Regions from separate parts of the Homo sapiens genome. Here region 2 is linked to region 1. A link is a loop called in an ENCODE intact Hi-C map of the cell type or tissue named here. Cell type or tissue: K562. All regions are shown on one strand. Each heading gives the region's core, and the rest is flanking DNA. Links, peaks and the distances in the headings are about the cores only. Region 1 has its middle 2.1 kb from the start of RBFOX1. Region 2 overlaps RBFOX1 (RNA binding fox-1 homolog 1).

Evidence for each region. Hi-C counts contacts between places; a loop is a spot of excess contacts. Peaks named below come from ENCODE experiments on the same cell type or tissue, not always from the same donor. Only the 100,000 strongest peaks of a DNase experiment are listed, where the experiment ranks them.
Region 2: it touches region 1 in a loop (14-fold over the local background); 3 of 110 quality-filtered maps call a loop at or near these places.

Annotation. Positions count from the first base shown.
Region 1 is chr16:6,015,546-6,018,358 of GRCh38, forward strand. It overlaps a transcript of RBFOX1 not described here. Among named protein-coding and RNA genes, the nearest start is that of RBFOX1, 2.1 kb to the right of the region's middle. In K562, for the core only: a CTCF peak has its summit at 1,140 (motif pointing right); a DNase peak (open chromatin) is centred at 1,186.
Region 2 is chr16:6,080,380-6,083,192 of GRCh38, forward strand. All of the region lies in intron 1 of RBFOX1 (RNA binding fox-1 homolog 1), which reads left to right. Among named protein-coding and RNA genes, the nearest start is that of RBFOX1, 63 kb to the left of the region's middle. In K562, for the core only: a CTCF peak has its summit at 1,166 (motif pointing left); a DNase peak (open chromatin) is centred at 1,172.

The sequences.
Region 1 (2,813 bases), core at 136-2,635:
GCTTCTACTCTCTTGGCTCTTTCACCATTGTCCAGCCCCTTAACTTCAACAGGACTCTATTTATATTGAACAGATTTGCTGTTCCTAGAAGGAGCTATGCTGTTTTGCTTCAGGCACTTTCATAAGCTGTATTCTCCTTCGGGAATATCCATCACCCAACTCTCTGTGGAATTCCTATTTATCTTCTCTATTTAGACACGATCTTCTCTAGAATGCTTTGCCTGACCTTCTGCCCTTCTGCCATATCTGGCTATAGGCTCCTGCTCCGTATTGGCCAAATGTTTCAAGACAGTTGCAATCACTCATTTATGTGTCTGCATATGCTATTGGACTGTACGCTTCTCGAGTGCAGAAATTGAGTCTAGTTTATATACTAAATGGTTTACATGGGGGACTAGCCTCAAGAAGGATGCATGTTTGATGACTGAAAGAACAAAGGACTACATAAATGGATGAGCAGGTTGACTTCTCATTTCATTCCAAAGTGGTTAGCCCATTTAGACAGCAATCTACTGCAGGAAAGAAGGAAGGTTCACCTATCATTTATTGAGCTTATTATGTGGCTGGTGCTGTGCATCAGGGAACAAATCTTTGATGTAAAGACCTTTTAGTTTAATAGAAGAGAACAACATTTACAGTAAGCTGAGACAAATGACAGGGTAAAGGTAAATGGAGGTGTTAGAGGAGTTCGCAAGAACACCTTATCTGTGCCTATGGGGGGCTGGGTAGGGAGTTGAGGGATTGGCAGGGAGAAAGTGATATTGAAATGGAGATCTAAAAACTAAACAGAAGCTATCCAGGAAAAGAGAGTATGTAAGGGTATTCCTGGTTGGAGGAACAACATATACAAAAGATTGGATACAACAAGAGAAAAGCCCTCCTGGGTCACAGAGTGAACTTAAAAAGAGCCAGGAGCTGGTAAACCACATGGACAACTTTAGACCTTATCCTGGGGAATAATGAAGAGCTATAGGAAGATCCTAAGTTTTAAAGTAAGATGATGAAATTTACACTTTAGAGAGCTCTCAGCCAAGCACAAGGCTACAAAGTCCTTGTTCTTTTTAAACCAGCTTTATGAAAGGTACCATTTTTGACATTTGCTTAGATCACAAATTGGAAAGTATTTTTCATGTCCAGTAGGAGGAGCCAAAGTCTCCAGGTTCTTTCTAACCATAGCAGGGCGATTCTTGGCCCTAGGTTGTCCTGGGAGCTGTCAACTTCAGCACCTCTCATTTATCTTCCAGTGGCTCAACATGGAGAAATGACAGGAAAAACTCTACTTGGAATGCGAAAGGTCATTGTGAGAAAGAAACTAATACTTTCCAAATGAATAGCATAATGGCATGCCATATTGATCTTTACTCTAATTTTGTTTTAAATTGTAATGGATGCCTCTCACACTCATATTCTTAAGCCATGTAGCAATACAGGTACCAGTGAGTCATGCCTGACACTCATCACTAATCTATCTAAGCCTATTTCTACTCTACAATAAATAAATCAGAGCAGACTCAAGCTGAACTTGATTTTCAGATAGATGAATATGTTTTATTTCCAATGGTAAATATATATATGTATTAAAAATAATCAAAGGGCCCAGCAATTACCCATTTTAATGTAACAACAGCTGATGTTACTGCCTTGAATGATTGCATTCATTTGTTCCTTTCTGGAATAAAAAATGAAGGAGAATAGACAAACAATTCCTGTTGGTGAATTTGCACAAAACAGTATATTCCAACAGAATTTCCCGTTAACTGCCATTTATTTCTTCTATCATTATTGATAATTTGCTTTTAAATTGAGAATACCTCTTTTACAACCCATCTCATCTCCCTGCATGGCTAGACAATTACATTTAAATTCGGCGGTTTTCCCATTGTGAACAGTTTCTGGGGGAAATGATTATGATGTTACCAACCCAGATTTATGGTTTCATTTTGCTATCACTGAAGGATGAGACTAGTATAAAGAAAAAAAAATTGCTTACATACAAATATATTATTATCAAAGAGAATCCTAAGGAAACATATGGTAAAAATCAACCCAAATTGCAAAATCGCTGGGACCAATGATAAAGATATCTTTCTGGATTTTGCAAACTTACTTTTTCAAATGATGATTAAATATTGCGTGCTTTAAAAAGTAATATAGTTATAGGCAGAAGTTCCCTTTCTTTTATTCTGAGGTTGAAAGAAACCGCAGCCCGATAGGATTGCAAGAGGAACCCTTAAGGAATCTGCTCCTTGATGGGCGCTAGGAAATACACGTACATCTAGTACAAAGGAATGCACATCACATGGCCCCCTGTTTTGGAAAGCTTACAGCATTTCTTATAAGAGGATCCATGGTATAAGTGCAAACACAGTCACATCACAGGATGGGAAAATGAACAGGCGCCTCAGATCAAGTGCTCAAGGCTGGAATCTGGCCTTGTCCAATGCCACCTGCCCTTCAGAAGGCAGGGTGGTGCCACATAAAATGAGGTAGACTGCCTGGGGAGTCCTGGTTCCTTGCCAGCTATGTGACCTTGAACAAATTACAACTCACTGAACCTCAGACTGACTTTATTGTACAACAAAACCCCCTGGAATATTTGTGGAAAAAAGAGGAAGGGAGAAAGGAAGGAAGGGAGGAAAGGAGGAAGGAAGAAAGGGAGGGAGGAAGGAAGGGAGGGAGGGAAAGGAAAAGGTAGGGGAAGAGCAGAGTTTCTCACTCCAGTCCAGAGTGGGACCCAGGAAGGGAGAAATATTGCTTTAATCTCTCTAAGCATCTGTGAAATGGATAAACCTCCAGTATCTACTTCCAGTTGT
Region 2 (2,813 bases), core at 185-2,684, 65 kb after region 1:
ATCCTCTATTGACCTACTGGGACCACTTGGTAGATTGACCACAGCTCCTGTTATGCACCAAGCATTGGCCTGTGTGCTCTTGCCAGCAAAACAGGTGTGATCCTCAGGGAGCCTCAAGTCTGGAGGGGGAGGCAAACATTGATTGAAGAAACTTACAATGAATGCATAATTAAGATAGGGATATTTACTGCAAAGGAAAAATAAAAAGATTCTTTACATCAAATGACACATAGCACCAACTTGGGCTGAGTTGGAAGTGACTCGTTTATGAACAGGGGTATATATTTTTAAAAGATGTACTCTTCTCTGAATGAATAATTTATTAAATATGAAAAGCAAGAGAAATACTATTAAAAGAATGCCACATTTTTAGGGAAAGTGTTGTTGAGGGTTCGAAACAGACTTTTGGTAACCGGCCAATTCCACAGGCTGGTGCCACATTTTCAGTGCCCTTTGATGTGTGTACGTGAAAAAGCTGCTTGTTTTCCTGTTTAATATCAATCTATTAATTTTAAAGTATTTGAAGAGAAAATCAAAGACATAGTCTGCATTTGGAAACACCCAGAACCACAAATCTAAATCCTAGTACCACCAATTTGAAGACTGTTTGTCATGGCTTGAAGCCTCCTGAGAGGGGAATTTTATTTACTTGACGGAGTCATGTGAGGTTGATTGGTCTAATAAAACTGGATTTTAAATGAATGTGGAGCATGGTGTCCCTTTGCCCTGGGTATTTAAAAATAGACCAATGATTTCTCATAGGGCGTCTTTCAGATACACTTTAGCAGACTGATGAAGGCTGTTCCCGGGACACATTTAAATCTGAAACAAAATGAGAGTTTAACAAGGTGTGTTGGTTCAGGTTAAAAGCGCCTACCCCTTTCAGCTCAGCCAAGATCATCTCTCATTGGACAAGGTTCCCCCAAGACTGGCTGGGCTCGTCCCCTGGGTGCTGAAATGATTAGTATAACATTCCGGAGTTCAGGTCTCTGTTATCTTGTTTCTCTGTCGGATGCCTGGGAATGTGAATTTGCCTACACATTTTGAGACATTTTTACACTAGGATGCTTCTGAGCTGAAGATGAAGGTGGTTGGTTTTCTTCCTCCTCTTCCCCTTTTCAATATTGTAGGGACCAAGTGGTTTGTTGCTCTCTGCTGCCCCCTGTTGCTCATGAATGGGAACAGCTGGTTTTCCACTGAAGGTGATTCTTAACCATTACAAAGAGCTTCCCGTGAGGTTGAACCTGGGGTTCCTAGCTTCATGTGAGGTTGGCTGATTTTATTTATTTATTTATTTTTGAAACTGACTTTTAAATGAAAGTTGAGCTAAATGGGGAAGAAGGTATCTAGCAATAGCAGAAGTCCCAAGGTTAATGGAATACCCAAAGAACAAAGTGAACAGCCGTGTGCCTCTCTTTCCATTGTTGGTAGATTCCAGCTACCTGCAGCTACGCTTGGTTTCTTGAGAGTCCTAGTCCTTGTAATTGAGCCCTGGAGTTAAGTCCATTTGAACAAACATCCTCCTAGTCCCAATTTATTCCAGGTCCTGCATGAGTGGCTGGGATTTTCAGGAAGGAGGGATTATAGTCACATGGTGTGTGGTTAATATTTTGAGTGTGGAGTCAAAGCATAGTTTTGAATATGAGCTTCAACTGTTTTCAACCGTATGGCTCTGAGCCTTGGTGTCTGTGTCTGTATAATGAGGATTTTGGTGGTACCTGATTCAGAGGTTGTTGTGGGAACCAATGAGAAATTTAAACAACTTATGATTTGTTGGTCACTTACCAATACCAGTGCTTTTTTTTTTTTTTTTTTTTTTGAGATGGATCCTTACTCTGTCACCCAGGCTGGAGTGTAGTGGTGCAATCTCGGCTCATTGCAACCTCTGCCTCCCAGATTCAAGCGATTCTCCTGCCTCAGCCTCCCAAGTAGCTGGGATTACATGTGCCTGTCACCACACCTGGCTAATTTTTTTTTTTTTTTTTTTTTTTTTTTTGGATTTTTAGTAGTCATGGGGTCTCACCAGGCTGATCTTGAACTCCTGACCTCAGAGTGCTGGGATTACAGGTTTGAGCCACCGTGCCCAGCCTCCAGTGCATTTTAGGCACTATGCTTTTATTAGCTTTTTAATCCTCAGTAGGACAGCAAAGATGCTTGTCTTTTCCCTTTCAAATAGGGCTAAGGGCTAACAGCCCTTAGCAGACCTTCTCTTTATCCCCTTGACCAGGTTTGTATCACATGCCTGTGCCTAAACCAAATGCTGGCAATAGGGACGGAATGATAAGCTTTGCTTTGATTAGTTAGAATGATTCCCAAGGAAGGGACAATGTTCTCTGAGCACACAGAGAATGATCACTCAAATAGAACTAGGGCTGAGGCAGGAAGAGAGAATACCCTGAGGATATCAGTTTGGCTTGTAACTAGCAGGGCCTACCTTACATAGCTGCAAGATGATGCACTTGGACCCAATAGCCCAGATCCCACGGGTGTCATAGGAAGTGCTTATCACGGAGCCTAGCCCATAGCACCCCTGCTCTACAGACTCACCCAATCACTGCTCTCAAGAGGGTCGTGCTGTAATGGGGAAGACTGATCCATCAGCAAATTTTTGTTTGTGTGTTTGTTTGTTTGTTTGTTTTTTAGATGGAGTCTTGCTCTGTCACCCAGGCTGGAGTGCAGTGGCATGATCTCGGCTCACTGCAACCTCCTCCTCCCAGGTTCAAGCGATTCTCCTGCCTCAGCGTCCTGAGTAGCTGGGACCAGAGGCATGCACTACCTTGCCCAGCTAAGTTTTTGTATTTTTAGTGGAGATG